Linked DNA regions of Homo sapiens: all the other regions are linked to region 1. A link is a loop called in an ENCODE intact Hi-C map of the cell type or tissue named here. Cell type or tissue: OCI-LY7. All regions are shown on one strand.

Region 1 (5,000 bases):
GGCTTGTGCCTGTAACCTCAGCACCTTGGGAGGTCAAGGTGGGTGGATTGCTTGAGCCCAGGAGTTCGAAACCAGCCTGGGCAACATGGCAAAACCCCCAAAATTAGTTGGGTGTGGTTGTGCACACCTGTAGTCCCAGCTACTTGGGAGACTGAGGTGGGAGGATCACCTGAGCCCAGGAAGTTGAGGCTACAGTGAGCTGTGATTGCGCTGCTGCACTCCAGCCTGCGTGATGGAGTCAGACTCTTTCTTGGGGTTTTGTTTGTTTGTTTGTTGGTTTGTTGAGACTGAGTCTTGCTCTGTTGCCCAGGCTGGAGTGCAGTGGCACGATCTTTGCTCACTGTAACCTCTGCCTCCAGGGTTCAAGTGACTTTCCTGCCTCAGCCTCCCAAGTAGCTGGGACTACAGGTGCCTGCCACCACACGCGGCTAATTTTTATATTTTTAGTAGAGATGGGTTTTTGCCATCTTGGCCAGGCTGGTCTTGAACTCCTGACCTCAGGTGATCCACCTGCCTTGGCCTCCCAAAGTGCTGGGATTACAGGTGTGAGCCACTGTGCCTGGCCTTGTTTTTTTTCAAATGAGAAAAAAAAAAAAAAAAAAAAAAAAAAAAAGACTATGGTTGACCTTCTATTTCTGTGGATTCAACCGGCCTCTGATTCAACCAACCTCAAATTCAACCAACTGCAGATCAAAAATATATTTCTTAAAAAGTGTGTGGTATTACAGTATAATAATAAAAAACTGATACAAATTTTAAAAACAATACAGTGTAACAACTATCTACATAGCGTTTACCTTGTGGTAGGTATTATAAGTAATCTAGAGATGTTTTAAAGCATATGGGAAAAGATGCAAAGGTTATACGCAAATACTAGGACACTTTACATAAGGGACTCGAGCATCTGCAGACTTTGGTATCCTAGGGAAGTTCTGGAACCAATCCCCCACGGATACCGAGGGACGACTGTATTGTGCTTGCGTGAATCAGTCTGCGCCTGGGTAAAGTCTGACTTGTCCAAAAACAATGGAATCCACATGAATGAAGCTTTTCTATATTTAGTAATAGAGCCATCGATGAAAAAAATGATAAACTCATTGTGAGATGTAATCAACGTGCTTATCTCTGAACATCATTTTATTTCTTCCTCGTCAGGTACCAGTGCCCAGCAGGCTGCCTGAACCACAAGGCGAAGATCTTTGGAACTCTGTTCTATGAAAGCGTGAGTGTGGCCAGTCCTCCTCTCAATGGCTTGTGTGGGATCCTGTTGCATATGTTTAAAGCAGGTGGTTGGCTTTAGTAGGAAAAGATTTTCTTTCCACTCCTTAGTCAAACCTGGCATTTCTAGAACTGGGGCGGGTGTATATTTATGGGCTTACAAACTAGCAAAGCCACTTTCGGGGACCAATCCTCCTGAAGGCCAGTCTCCGTCTTAGACTGAGCATTCACACACTGGACCGAGCAGGGAGAAAGGGATGTTTGTCACTCTTCTTAGTTTGTAAAGCAACTCAGATGAGTTTTTAAGGTAAGCAACCCCAGGAACAAATATGTGGTTACAGACAGAGGCGAGAGGCAGGAGCAGAGTGAGCTTTGGCCTGTCCTTCAGGCTTTTAGTGAGTTGAGGACAAATGTTTGGGTATTTCTGGTGAAACTTGCTGACAGAGGTTGAGAATGTGCCTCTGGTCTTCTCTTCCCTTCCCGCCAGTCGTCTAGCATATGCCGCGCCGCCATCCACTACGGGATCCTGGATGACAAGGGAGGCCTGGTGGATATCACCAGGAACGGGAAGGTCCCCTTCTTCGTGAAGTCTGAGAGACACGGCGTGCAGTCCCTCAGGTAACTACTCTGTGATCGGGGCTCTGTGAAACGGTTTTCCTGTTTATGACGGTGTTGTTGAAATTTTGAAAAATACCACACAGGCCGGGCGTGGTGGCTCACACCTGCACTTTGGGAGGCAGAGGCAGGTGGATCACCTGAGGTCAGGAGTTCAAGACCAGCCTGACCAACATGGTGAAAGTCCGTCTCTACTAAAAATACAAAAGTTAGCCAGGCGTGGTGGCAGGCACCTGTAATCCCAGCTACTCTCAGGAGGCTACGGCAGAAGAACCGCTTGAGGCCGAGGCAGAGGTTGCAGTGAGCTAAGATAGTGTCACTGCACTCCAGCCTGGCCAACACAGCAAAACTCCGTCTCAAAAAAAAAAAAAAGAAAACAACAACAACAAAAAAAAAAACAAAAAAAAAACCCACAGCTCTAACTCTAATGCAAATGTGTTTTTATAATTTGATCATGATATTAATAATAACTTCTTTGTAATGTTTTAAATTTATCTTCTTAAAATTTCTTTATTTTGCAGCTGTGGTTAGATTAAATTTATCTTATACATTTGAAAACCATTATTCTTAGAAGGGATCTATAGGCCTCACCAGGCTACCAGAAGAGTCCTTGGTACAAAAAAAGTTAAGATGCCCTGGTCTAGAACATTCTAAGAGCTCTCAGGCTGATAGGAAACAAGTAGAAAAGTGTGAAGTCGAGACTGCAAATAAGATAAGTATAGGAGCAAGCGTTCACTTTTAGAAGCAATTCTATTTGCATTTACCTAATGCCCGTTTTTTTTTTTTTTTTTTTTAAACAGCAAATACAAACCTTCCAGCTCATTCATGGTGTCAAAAGTGAAAGGTAAGCTAGCCAGTCTCTTTTGCGACCATAATACCTGGGTTATCTCAGATTTTCCTGGAAATTTCACTTCCTTTAGTCGCTGATTTAATGTTTATCATGCGTGTGAACATTATGGTTCTCATCATTGTCAAGCCTTTTTCAAGACGTCATCTCTTTAACCAGCTTCTAAGAATATCTGGACTGGAAATTGGCCTGAGATCACTGAACCAGAAACACAGGGCTGAGGTTGCCAGCTGAATGTCACAGACATACTGATGCCTGGGGCTAAAGTGGCTGAGAGGTTTCACTGGGAGTGCCACTTTCTGTCGATTGGTAATGGCTACCTGGAGTGTTGTGTTAAGAAGGATTCTGAGGCCTCCATCTGGGCTTAGTGGAAAACAGAGCTTGATAGATTAGTAATGTCTGCCATGAGCAAGAGAGGGAAGTGAAGGGAAGTGTGTGGCACTTACTTGCCATCTCTGGCCCAGCTTTTTACATTGCTTAGTGTATGTTCATTTGGAAGGTGGGATGCACGATGGGCGAGCACACTCCAACCAGAAGTGAAGGGATGGATCATAGCTGCCCACACTGTGCCCTTGACTAGAATAATCTCAGGCAAGCAAGGATGTAGGAGCCATTCCAGCTTCCTCCCCGGAGCTCTGCCGGCAGACCATGCCTTTGTTTTGGGACAGCAACTCTTATCATTTGCCCTCATGCAAAAGTTCTAGTTAGATATCTTTATTAAAATATGTAGTAGTTTTTTTTCTTATTGCAAAAAGAATGCCTGTTTATTCCAGATAATTTAAACACGGAGTGGAACATTTTTTTGTAGTGATGACCTAAATTCCAGCAGCCAGAGATAACCATCGTGAACACTTTGGCAAATATTCCAGTTTGTTTTCTCTACATATTCAAAGTATGTACATTGGTAATATATACATCGATGACTTTTAAAACTTGAAATGGAGTTACATACAATTTGGTAACCTAATTTTTTTCTTAAATAATTATGTGTCTGGCTGATGCAGCAGCTGACACCTGTAATCTCAGCACTTTGGGAGACTGAGGCGGGAGGATTGCTTGAGCCCAGGAGTTTGAGACCAGCCCTGGCAACACAGCAAGACCCTGTCTCTGCAAAAAACACACAAAATTAGCTGGGCAGGGTGGCACACACCTGTATCTCAGCTACTTCGGAGTCTGAGATGGGAGGGTTGCTTGAGCCTGGAAACTTGAGGCTGCAATGAGTCATGTTCATGCCACTACACTCCAGCCTGGGTGACAGAGCAAGACCCTGTCTCAAAAAAATATATACATATGTGTGTGTGTGTGTGTGTGTGTCAGGAATATATTTCTGTGCCTTTAAATCAAGCTTGTCCAACCCACAGCCCATGGGCTGCATGTAGCCCAGGACGACTCTGAATGTGCCCAACACAAATTTGTAAACATGAGAAACATGAGATTTATGCATGGACTTTTTTTTTTTTTTTTTTTTTTTGTAGCTCATCAGCTATCATTAGTGTTAGTATATTTTATCTGTAGCCCAAGACAATTCTTTTTCCAGTGTGGCCTAGGGAAGCCAAAAGATTAGACACCCTTGCTTTTTTTATTTTATTTTTTATTTTGTTATTTTTTGAGATGGAGTCTCTCTCTGTCGCCCAGCCTGGAGTGCAGTGGCGCAATTTCAGCTCACTGCAACCTCCTCCTCATGGGTTCAAGTGATTCTCCTGCCTTAGCCTCCTGAGTAGCTGGGATTACAGGCACCCGCCACCATGTCCAGCTAATTTTTTTTTTTTTTTTTTTTTAAGTAGAGACGGGGTTTCGCCACGTTGGCCAGGCTGGTCTTGAACTCCTGACCTCAGGTGATCCACCCGCCTGGGCCTCCCCAAGTGCTAGGATTACATGCGTGAGCCATTGCACCCGGCCTGGACACCCTTGCTTTAAATGTTCTTCCAAACCTAATGTGAATGATCTCCCCATTGAATAGAAGTCCCTTGATGTACTAAACCAGTCCCCTTTGTTGGATAGCTATATAGAACCATGGCCTGTTCAAGTGACAGACTGGACCAGCAGGGTTCAGCAAACGATGACTCATGGGTTAAATCCTGCCTATTGCCTGCTTTTGTAAATAAAGTTTTATTGGAACACAGTTACACCTATTCCACATCATCTATAGCTCCTCTCTGCTACAACAGCAGAGTTGATTAATCTTGACATCAAACATAAGGACCACAAAGCCAAACATGTTTGCTCTATGGTCCTTTAAGAAAAAGTTTACCTGGCCGGGCGCGGTGGCTCACGCCTATAATCCCAGCACTTTGAGACGTCCAGGCAGATGGGTCACCTG
Region 2 (5,000 bases), 120 kb before region 1:
CCTTAAAGAAGGTAAAATAGATACACCAATGGCAATGACTTTGGAATGCAGGTCAAGTTTCAACCTAGAAGTTGCCTGCCCTCTATCCTTGGTGGCCCGCCTTCCTCATTTTTATTCTTTTAGCCTCCATAATTGGAATGCGTATTGGACTTTAGGCTAGGAATAACATTGTAAATGAAAATGTTGATGTTGAAAGAGGAATTTAAATAGAGCGAAGAGTGATATTAGAAATTTGGAAGTGGTATTAGTTCTGGCTTGTCCGTAAGACCTGACTTTTGCATGATAACAATAGGATTCATTCACTTGAACATAATTCGGTCTGGTCTTAGGAGGAATTAGAACTGCTTTTGCACCCCTGTTTTTTTCACTGCGAGGAAGAAGAGGAGCTCACGAACTTCATAAAGCGTTAGTGTCTCCTCCAGTTGATGGTTATCGAAATGAGTCAGGATGGAAGGCTTAGTGTACGTGTGAGATGTTACAAAAGTGGACCTTAAATGTTTCTTGAGTGTTTGGATCTTAAGAGAAAATCTTTGACAATAAGTATTTAATCTTCATTTCTTACAATCATTCCTCTTAAAATGGAGCTTTATTTTTTAAAAACGTATTTTTTTTTTCTTAAGAAACAGGGTCTTGCTCATTCATTCAGGCTGGAGTGCTGTGGCATGATCATAGCTCACTGCAGCCTTGATCTCTCAGGCGCAGGTGGTCTTCCTGCCCCAGCTTCCTGAGTAGTTGGGACTATAGGCAGGCACCACCATGTACAGCTAATTTTTTTATTTTTTATTTTTTATTTTTCATAGCAACAGAGTCTCACTGTGTGGCCCAGGCTGATCTTGGAACTCCTGGACTCAAGTGATCTTCCTGCCATAGCCTCCCAAAGTGTTGCCTGAAATAGAACTTTATTAATATATCTTTAATATGTCAAGATGTTTAAAACTTGTCAAGATTTTAAGGAAGTTGGGCTAACATTTCCTCTTGGGATGCTGAAAGTTGTTGGTTTTCTCAGACTCTCACATAAATTCATTTGCTTTTCCCTTCTCCTTCCACCTCTATTAGCTCTTTATTTTCTAGGGGGGATTCTGATGTCTGTATTGAGCTGGCCGTCATGCCGGGAGTGGTCTGCTTATGTATTTACATGCGTGCTCATCTTTGCTATAGCTGAGCGTGGTGCAGCTCCTTACCTGTTCCAGGTGCGGAGTGATCTGCCGCACAATGAATGAAGTGGCAGAGCCAGGGCGCGAACCCCCGTCTTCCTGGTTTGTGTGCCTGGGCCCTTGCCCTTTACTGTGCGTCTTCTCAGGAGCTGTCATTTAGACTTTCTGGACCAGGAGCTAAATGACCTTTAAAGTCTGTTGAGTCATTTCTAACAAATATGAGTGGAGTCATTTGCCGTAACCAACAACTTTAATCTCCAGATGTTTAATTGATCCTGTATTACTGTCTAATGAGAACTTACTGTATGCCATGCACTGTCTAGTTGGAGTAATGATTGGCCTTGCCTTCAGGGTAGTCTAAGGCATAAGATCAGAAAGGAACAGATGGCAGCTGTTTGTAGGGAGAAGTGATCATTGGCAGAGGGGTGTTGAGGGGAGAAAGCAAGGAGGGGAGGCCTCATGCAGCTAGTAGGGATGGCAGTAACAGGCTGAGGACACAAAAGGCCACCAAGTCCTGTTACCTTAGATGGTGCGGACTTTGTTGAGCAGTTGAAGTGTGAGAGTCTTGTCTTTAAGGAGCCTCCTGTCCAGAGAAGGAGGCACACAGCACTAATATCAGGTAGGCAGTGATGAGGTCAGCTACTGTGGAGACAGTGTGGAGAATCTTGAGTGCCTTCTGTCGGTCTTACTCTGAGATTAGGATTTAGGATCATTATAAGAGATTAATAACAGAATGATACGGTATTTTAGTTTATGAAAGACTTGCCACTAGATAAAATTTTTCTACAGTAACAGAATAATCATTAAGAAAAATCTAGGTTGTTCGTGTCTCTTCTGTATTTTCCAAGTCTGAAAAGGTTTATTCTGCGTTTAACGACGTCGTACCAGAATGGCCTTTCAAAGACTGTCAAAGGCTTGAAGGAAAGCTTGGTGGAGTACATTTCCTAGTACACGTCCCAAGGGCCCGTACGTATGTTCTGCTGTTGCAGAGGTTGTGCTCGTTCGCTTTTGTAGGTTCCTTGCAGTTATTGAACAAACCACTGGGTGGTGCTAGAAGACTTGATTTTAATACTGTGCAAGAAAAACTGAAACTGCTTTTTAACCTGCCTGCGCCTCAAAATAAGCAAACTGGAAGCTGGTATCGATTTAAGGGAATGGCTGATGTAGAAACTAAAGGTTTCTGTCTGACTAGTTCATGCTGTCTCACAAATAAATGCTGGGAAAAAAGTCGGTTTATAGTTGATTTATGTATCCTTTGATTGCATAGAGATTGAATGGTCAAGCCTCCAGGCCATGCAGATTATTCTGGGCCCCTAACTCAGTTAAGAACATGAAAGGAGGCCAGGCACAGTGGCTCACACCTGTAATCCCAGCACTTTGGGAATCCAAGGCAGGCGGATTGCTTGAGGCCAGGAGTTCGAGACCAGCCTGGCCAATGTGGCAAAACCCTGTCTCTAGACTTTGTCCCAGAAAAAAAAAAAAAGGAGCTGTGTTTTCAGACAGAGCTTAGTGCAGCCAGTTCTTGATGGCTGTGCAATGCTTTCCTTTTAAGAGTGGAGTTAGCCTCGTCATAAAGCGTGTTTTTGAGTCTGTTCGAACGGGTCAACAACGAAGGGAAGTTTCAGGCAGATCTTGTATGCCTGGCCCTGGTGGCTGCTTTCATTTCCTTCCAGTATCAGTGCTAAACAGGAATGAACATGTTCAAGCCCCGTCTCACCCACCTCTGGCATCTTCGCCCTAACTCTGCCCTAGAAGACCTTTCCTTCCGTATCGTCAAGAAAACTGAAGTTGCTGTTTCACTCCTTCTCCCACCCAGAAACTTCGCTGCATCTTCCTGGATCCCTAGCTCCTTGCACCCATGATCCTGTCTCCTTCCTCAGCCCGGCTTCTGGCTGAGCAGCCTGCACTTGCTGTCTTCACTCCTACACGCTGCCCCCACTCCTACACGCTGCCCCTGCGTGCTTCTCACTTCTCTACCCTTCCAGCCCTGCACTCTGGGGACCTGTGCGTATGTTTGTGTGATTATCAATCTGTTGAACCCAGGAGGTCGAGGCTGCAGTGAGGCATAATCACGCCACTGCACTCCAGCCTGGGTAATAGAGCAAGATCCTGTCTTTAAAATAATAATTATGATTGGGTATGGTGGCACACATCTGTAGTCCCAGCTACTCGGGAGGCTGAGGCACAAGAATTGCTTGAGACCCAGAGGCGGAGGTTGGAGTGAGCTAGGATGGTGCCACTGCATTCCAGCCTGGGCGGCAGAGTGAGACTGTCTCAAAAAAAAAAAAAAAAATCAGTCACTTGCTGGTCTTTTAATATACATATACGATTTACTGGTGTCATCTGGGTATCTTTTACTAACATCTCTAAAACTGAGCTCATTACCACACTAAACAAAAAATAACCTGCTCATCTGTTGTATTCCTCCTCTAGTTGGATAGCACTGCTGCCCCAGTCAGTGAGAACCTTCTAGTATATCTGTTCTTCCTCAGCTTCCATTTGGTGGCTTCAACCCCTGACCTTCCCAGAGTTTCTGCAGCCCTTGGATTGGGCTAAGCATCCTTCCCCACCCCCCGCCCCCCATCTCCCAACACCCCTTCAGCTTAGCCTGTACAGTGTGTGTTTGGAGCCAGGGACATCACAGTTCGTCCCTTCACTGGTCTGCGAGCTTGCCTAGGGCAGGACCACCTTGCATTCATCTCTGTGCCTTCCTTACCCGGTGCCTAGGCAGGGCTCAGCAGGGGTTTACTCGCCTTCAGCGAAAGGCAGCATGTTATTTAACAAAGGTTTCAGCCACACACCATGGCTCATGCCTGTAATCCAAGCACTTTGGGAGACCAAGGCAGGTGGATCACTTGAACTCAGGAGTTCAAGACCAGCCTGGCCAACATGGTGAAATCCTGTCTCTCCTAAAAATACAAAAATTAGCCGGGCGTGGTGGTGCACGTCTGTAATCCCAGCTACATGGGAGGCTGAGGCAGGAAAATCACTTGAACCCAGGACACAGAGGTTGCAGTGAGCCAAGATTGCACCACTGCACTCCAGCCTGGGTGACAGAGCAAGACTTGTCTCAAAAAAACAAAGGTTTCTATGTTAGAAAGATAGCAGGCTTTGAGTCTTAAGGTTAGGTTTAAAAAAAAAAGTCATTTGATATAAAAATACTATGGCAAAGCCTTGTTGGAATCATGCTGGAGTTTTCATTTGAGACACTATGCCTTTACGTCATTGATGGTTATTTGAAAATGCACCTTTTTAACACTGCAATGACATTAGTTGCTGTTCTGTGGCACACACTAGAAATGATAGACTGTTGTGATGATATGGTTTAAAGACAAATGTAAAAATCCACTGTCAATAGACTTTAAGCCTGTGGGGAAAAGTAAGTATCTGAAACCTTGGAATAAAAGGGATTTTTAAGTGAAGCCCCTTATATATTGAGGAAAGGGCTCAACCTCTTGAGTCAGGTGGACCCAGGTTCACAGGTCATTTCAGCTGTTATGTGACCTCAGTTTTCTCATCTGTAAAATGGGGTTGGTAACTATCTCTGACAGTAGGGTTATGATAATTATGAATAATATACACAAAGCTTCTAGCACAGTGTCCCTCACATGACAGGTGCTATCTCTGCTGGGTGTCATCACATGCAGGCTTGGGGTTCAGTTCGTAACTGATCCATTATTCATTTATTTCAAGGCCCAGTTCGGTATTCCATATTAAGAGAGAGAGGAGCTTTGCAAACTTAGTCTAATTAAACAGATTCCACAGAATCTGTAATATTTTACTTTCTACAGAAGAAGAGCTAGCAGAAATTATTCCCTACGCTTCTTCAGTTAGAAGGAAGAGGAC
Region 3 (5,000 bases), 79 kb after region 1:
CACACCATTCCTGAGCCCCACATGACTCCCTCTCTCCCATTGTCCTGGTCTCTGTTCAAATGTCACCTAAGGGCCACCGAGCTGCACAACCTCTGGAGTGCCGTGCCCATCACCCTTCACCCCCTGCCTCAGCTGGACCCATTCCTCACAAGCCAGAGGAATTTTACTCTAATGGTGGAATTTCAGGCCAAGTAGAAAAATATATTTCGTGTGTATGAAGAAAGGGGAAAAAGAACCCTTCTCTGAGACCTCAAGTTATTATTTAATTGATTAATTTTTAGTCATTGATTAAATTATTAAATAACAAATGAAATCAATTGTATTAATTTCTTAGGAGTAAATTATTTTTCCACTGCACTCCAGCCTGGACAACAGAGCAAGACCCTATCTCTAAAAAATTTATATAAATCTATTGCCAATTTATTAATTGCTATTTAACAATGAGTTCCACCAACTGAGGGCGCTGGACCAGGCATGGTATGAACCTAAAGAGCCACACCCTTATGATCTACTGGGCCCAGTAGGGTCTGACCCTGTGACCTGTCTGGGCCCATTCCCAGCGCCTGCTGCTGCAGCCACACCAGCCTTCCCCCAGCTGCCACAGAGCCTTTGCTTCCTGACCACCTTCAAGCACTCCTAGATCTTGGCCCCCTAAGCCAGCTCGGCCCCAGGGTGATTGCACTTTTCCTGCCTTTGGGCAGCAGGTGGTGTATCAGTCAGGACTGGCCACATTGTGCCGCTGTGACAAACAAACCCCAAATCCCAGTGGCTGAAGACAATAAGGATGTGTTCCTTGCTCATTCTCTGTGTCAGAGGCCAGCGGGGGGTTCTGCTCATCATGGACACTAGGGGGCCCCAGCTCAGGGAGTAGCCACATCTCAACGGTTGCCAGCAGCCGTGCCAGAGGCGCTCACGTTGGTGAGTAAATGCTCCAGCCTGGGCAGGGACGCATGTCTCTTCTGCTCACATGCTTCCCGGCTACAGGTAGGAGAATGACAATGCGTGCCACATCCCCTCAAAAGGGGCAGAAAGTCTAATCCTACCAGGTGCCTAGAAGAGAGACAACCAGAAATATTTGGTGCCCAGCACTAATATCTATACCAGGTGGCGTTCAGTGAGCATCCAGTGCAATACAGCTTCCTGAGCAGCTCCTAGGTGCCAGGCACTGCACAGGGCATAGGGAACCAGCAGTGAAGACAGACAGTGGACAAGCCAGGACAGAACTCATGACTTCACTGCATGGGTGGCGCCTGCTGCAGGGAGAATGCTGGGCTCCAGCATGTCGAGCAGGGTCCAGTGACTTCAAGGAGGGGTTTAGAAAGGCCCCTCACTCTGGGACCAGTGTTTCAGGTAAGGCCTAAAGGGTGACTAGGACTTCTCTGGGTGAAGATGAGTGGAACAGCCTTCTAAGAAGTGGGCGGGGCCGGGAACAATGGCTCACACCTGTAATCCCAGCACTTTGGGAGGATGAGGCAGGCAGATCACCTGAGGTCACGAGTTCAAGGCCAGCCTGGACAACATGGTGAAACCCCATCTCTATTAGAAATACAAAAATTAGCTGGGCACGGTGGCTCATGCCTGTAATCCCAGCACTTTGGGAGGACAAGGCTGGTGGATCACCTGAGGTCAGGAGCTCGAGACTGGCCTGGAAAACATGGTGAAACCCCATCTCTATTAGAAATACAAAGATTAGCTGGGCGTGCTGGCGGGCGCCTGTAATCCCAGCTGCTTGGGAGGCTGAGGCAGGAGAATCACTTGAACCTGGGAGATGGAGGTTGCAGTGAGCCGAGATCGCACCACTGCGCTCCAGCCTGGCAACAAGAGCGAAACTCCGTCTCAAAAAAAAAAAAAAAAAAAGAAGTGGGCATAACATGTGCAAAAGACCTGCGGCTGCAGGAAATAATCTTTTCCAGCAACTGTGAGGAAGCCAGCGTGGCTGGAACACATAGCACGGAGGAGAATAAGATGGAGCTGGAGAGGTCAGCGGCCAGATCATTCACAACTTTGTACACCGGCTTGTGAGCCCCAGCCCTCATCCTGAGAGCCATAAGGAGCCATAGAGGGTTTGTCGCGATGTGGCTCTGAGCAGCACCCTCTGGTGGCCTTTTAGGGAATGACACTCTTAACATACATGGGCAGCTCCAGGCTGCAGACATTGCTGCCCGGCCAGTCCTGGGCTTGGTTCTAAGTGTTACTTGCAGCCCTTCAGAGAATGCCCATTCCATTAACGCTGGGTGAACACCGCTCACAAAAGGCAATAACCAAGTCTGCAGCTGGCGGGAGACATTTGAGATGGCACACCACCAAGTCATGCTCTCCAGGAGACACCAGACAGACAGGCCAGCGCTACACGGAGCTGACCCAGACGGCAGAAGGTCTGGCTAGCCTGGGTTTTCTCCAATGGGTGCCTGGCTGGGACCTGACTTCAGAGGTTGAGCAAGGGGAGGGGATGGAATCCTGATCCCCTTAATCTTCGTGCAGGGCTGGTGAATCTCAGGCCCCAGGCAGACAGCCAGCCAATGGGCAGAGAGGCCAGGAGCTGACTCCACAGCTCCTGGCCTCATCTGGGAAGGGAGATAAACTCCACCAGCCAGACAAAGGGGGCCCCAAGGCCAGGGCCTCCCTCACATGCCTGTGGCCTCTCTCTGCTTGAGACTGCACCATAGGCCGCAGGCCCTTATCAGCCATGGCCTGGGGACTTCCCAAAGTACAGCCTGCCAGCAAAAGACCACCACCAACTGTTTCATTCTTCATTTCAGACAGGATGAATTGAGCCACCTGACCTTTTCTGGAAAGAGGCAAGAGAAGGAATGTTTCCTCCTTCAGTAAAAGACACTCAGACACATGTCCAGTGTCACGGTGCAAAAGGGTCAGGAAACCAAGTCCCCTCCCATCCCAAAGCCCCATTTCCCTTCCACATTGCTGGTGTCTTTTGTCCTTCCAGAGAGCCCCAGCACAGAGCAGCAAATATGAGCTTAGTGATTCCTGGAGAGGGCTGTGTCCCATGAATGGACTGCCACTTGCTGGCTGCTGGCTTTACGTCTACAGGCAAAGGATGTTATGAAATAGCTCCGGAAGTTTCTTTTGGGGGCCCCCAGCACCTCTTCTCCTATCACGACCAGGCTCTGAAAATGAGGCTTCTTGCTCAGGGAAGAGAACAGGTACAGAGGAATCCACACTCAGCTTTGAGCATCAAAATAAGGGTTTTTAAGGTTTAAGTGTTTGATGAGACAGTGGTCTTGAAAGCCAGGCTTTCCTGGAATTCCCAGAGCCACACGTGACCTGACCACAGTGGAAATCAGACAGGGGACACGTGCAAGATGCAGCCCTGGGGACAGAAAGGCAAACAGCAAGGAGGCGGCTGCAAGAGGGACTTGGGGGAGGTGACAGAGGTGACCATCTTGCTACGACCCCACCGGGTGGAGAGATGGAGACGGGGAAAGCAAACAAAACCCACACAAACAACAACAGAAAACCTGCTCTCAGGGCCGCGTAATGACCGGTGCCCTTTTGTACAGAAGCCCCGCCAGGTTTTGAACTTCAAGCAGGTCCGTGGGGGAAGAAAAGGGCCCAGTCCCATGGAAATTTCCTAGTAGGGTTTATTTTGAAGCAAAGGTTTGGCAGACGTGACCCAGTCTCCTTGGCTAGACAGGGCCTCTTTGAAAAGAGTCAAAAACAGCAGAAAGATGGGAAGTGGTCCTAGAATGAGCTGGTTTTAGTGGAATCTTCTTCTTCCAAAAAGAACCGCCAGAGGCCAGCCCAGGCCTCCCTTGCTTTCCAGAATTCAACTCAACTCACCTGTGGCCCGATGAGCTCGGCGATTCAGCTCGCCCTAATTCCCCAAACCTGTGCAGGTTACCTGACGTGGCAAAAGGCACTTTGCAGGTGGGGCAAGGGGCACCTTGCCATAGGGAGGGTAACCCGGGTCATCCAGGTGGACCTAATCGAGTCACACGAGTCCTTAGAATCAGAGAACCTTTCTGAGCTGCGGTCGGAGGGAGCCGTGGTGGAACCTTTCTGAGCTGTGGTCAGAGGGAGCCGTGATAGAACCTTTCCGAGGGTGCTGTGATTACCGAAGCAGCAGCAGAGATGCAACATTGCCGGCTCTGAAGGTGGACGAAGCGGCCAGGAGCCATGGGATGCCAGTGACCTCTGGACGCTGGAAAAGGCAGGGAAACAGATTCTCCCCCAGAACCCCCAGAAGTTACCAGCCCTGTTGACCGTGACCCAAGCCCAGGGAGACTGAGGCTGGGTTTCTGACCTGTGGAACCGTAAATGACAAATGAGGTTTTTAAGCTGCTAAGTCTGTGGACATTTGTTACAGAACCCGTCGAAAATCCACCCGTCATCTTTCTTGAGCTCCTATGTGGCCGTTCCTGGGATGTGATTCCTAATCCTCGTGACCACCTGTGAGACTGGGCCTGTGATCCCCAGTTCACAGATGGGGAAACTGAGGCTCTCTGAGATGAACTGACGCCCCTTGGGGACCTGAGCAGGGACGGGAACTCCAGGCTGACTCCAAGCTGCGTGGACCTCCGGCTGCCTACAGGTGAGGTGTGTGTCTAACTGCCTCTCAGGGGAGAGGCTGGGACTTGGTGACAGCCTGTGCGGAAAGTGCTGGCACAGAGGAGGGGTTCAGGCCACGTCAGTCCTCTCGCCCCTTTTCCCAAACATCTGCTGACACAGCTCCATTCTGGCTGCTAATTGGGTGACAGATTCTTCCTGATTGCCACTACAAAGCTATTATAAAATCAACCCTGGCCGGGCGTGGGGCTCATGCTGTAATCCCAGCACTTTGGGAGGCCAAGGCAGGAAGACTGCTTGAGGCTAGGAGTCCAAGACCAGCCTGAGCAACATAGCGAGAGCCCATCTCTACAAAAACAATTTTTAAAAATGAGCCAGGTAGGGTGGTGCACACCTGTGGTCCCAGCTACTTGGGGTGTTGAGGTGGAAGAATCACTTTAGCCGGGGAGGGCAAGGCTGCAGTGAGCTGAGATGGT

Evidence for each region. Peaks named below come from ENCODE experiments on the same cell type or tissue, not always from the same donor. Only the 100,000 strongest peaks of a DNase experiment are listed, where the experiment ranks them.
Region 2: it touches region 1 in a loop (7-fold over the local background); 3 of 110 quality-filtered maps call a loop at or near these places.
Region 3: a loop joins it to region 1, with 2.6 times the contacts of the local background. A loop is called at or near these places in 4 of 110 quality-filtered maps.

The regions. Positions count from the first base shown.
Region 1 is chr16:84,871,287-84,876,286 of GRCh38, forward strand. CRISPLD2 (cysteine rich secretory protein LCCL domain containing 2) reads left to right here. Exons shown (of 15, transcript NM_031476.4): 9 at 1,156-1,222; 10 at 1,706-1,836; 11 at 2,634-2,677. Among named protein-coding and RNA genes, the nearest start is that of CRISPLD2, 54 kb to the left of the region's middle. In OCI-LY7, no CTCF peak of the experiment used is centred here; DNase peaks (open chromatin) are centred at 1,905, 2,105, 2,506 and 2,955; H3K4me3 peaks cover 737 bases; H3K27ac peaks cover 2,654 bases.
Region 2 is chr16:84,752,366-84,757,365 of GRCh38, forward strand. The region is part of intron 4 of USP10 (ubiquitin specific peptidase 10); the gene reads left to right. Among named protein-coding and RNA genes, the nearest start is that of USP10, 55 kb to the left of the region's middle. In OCI-LY7, CTCF peaks have their summits at 2,206 (motif pointing right) and 2,406; a DNase peak (open chromatin) is centred at 2,186.
Region 3 is chr16:84,950,296-84,955,295 of GRCh38, forward strand. No RefSeq gene overlaps it. Among named protein-coding and RNA genes, the nearest start is that of LINC02176, 25 kb to the left of the region's middle. In OCI-LY7, CTCF peaks have their summits at 846 (motif pointing right), 1,052, 2,114 (motif pointing left) and 2,321; DNase peaks (open chromatin) are centred at 866 and 2,066.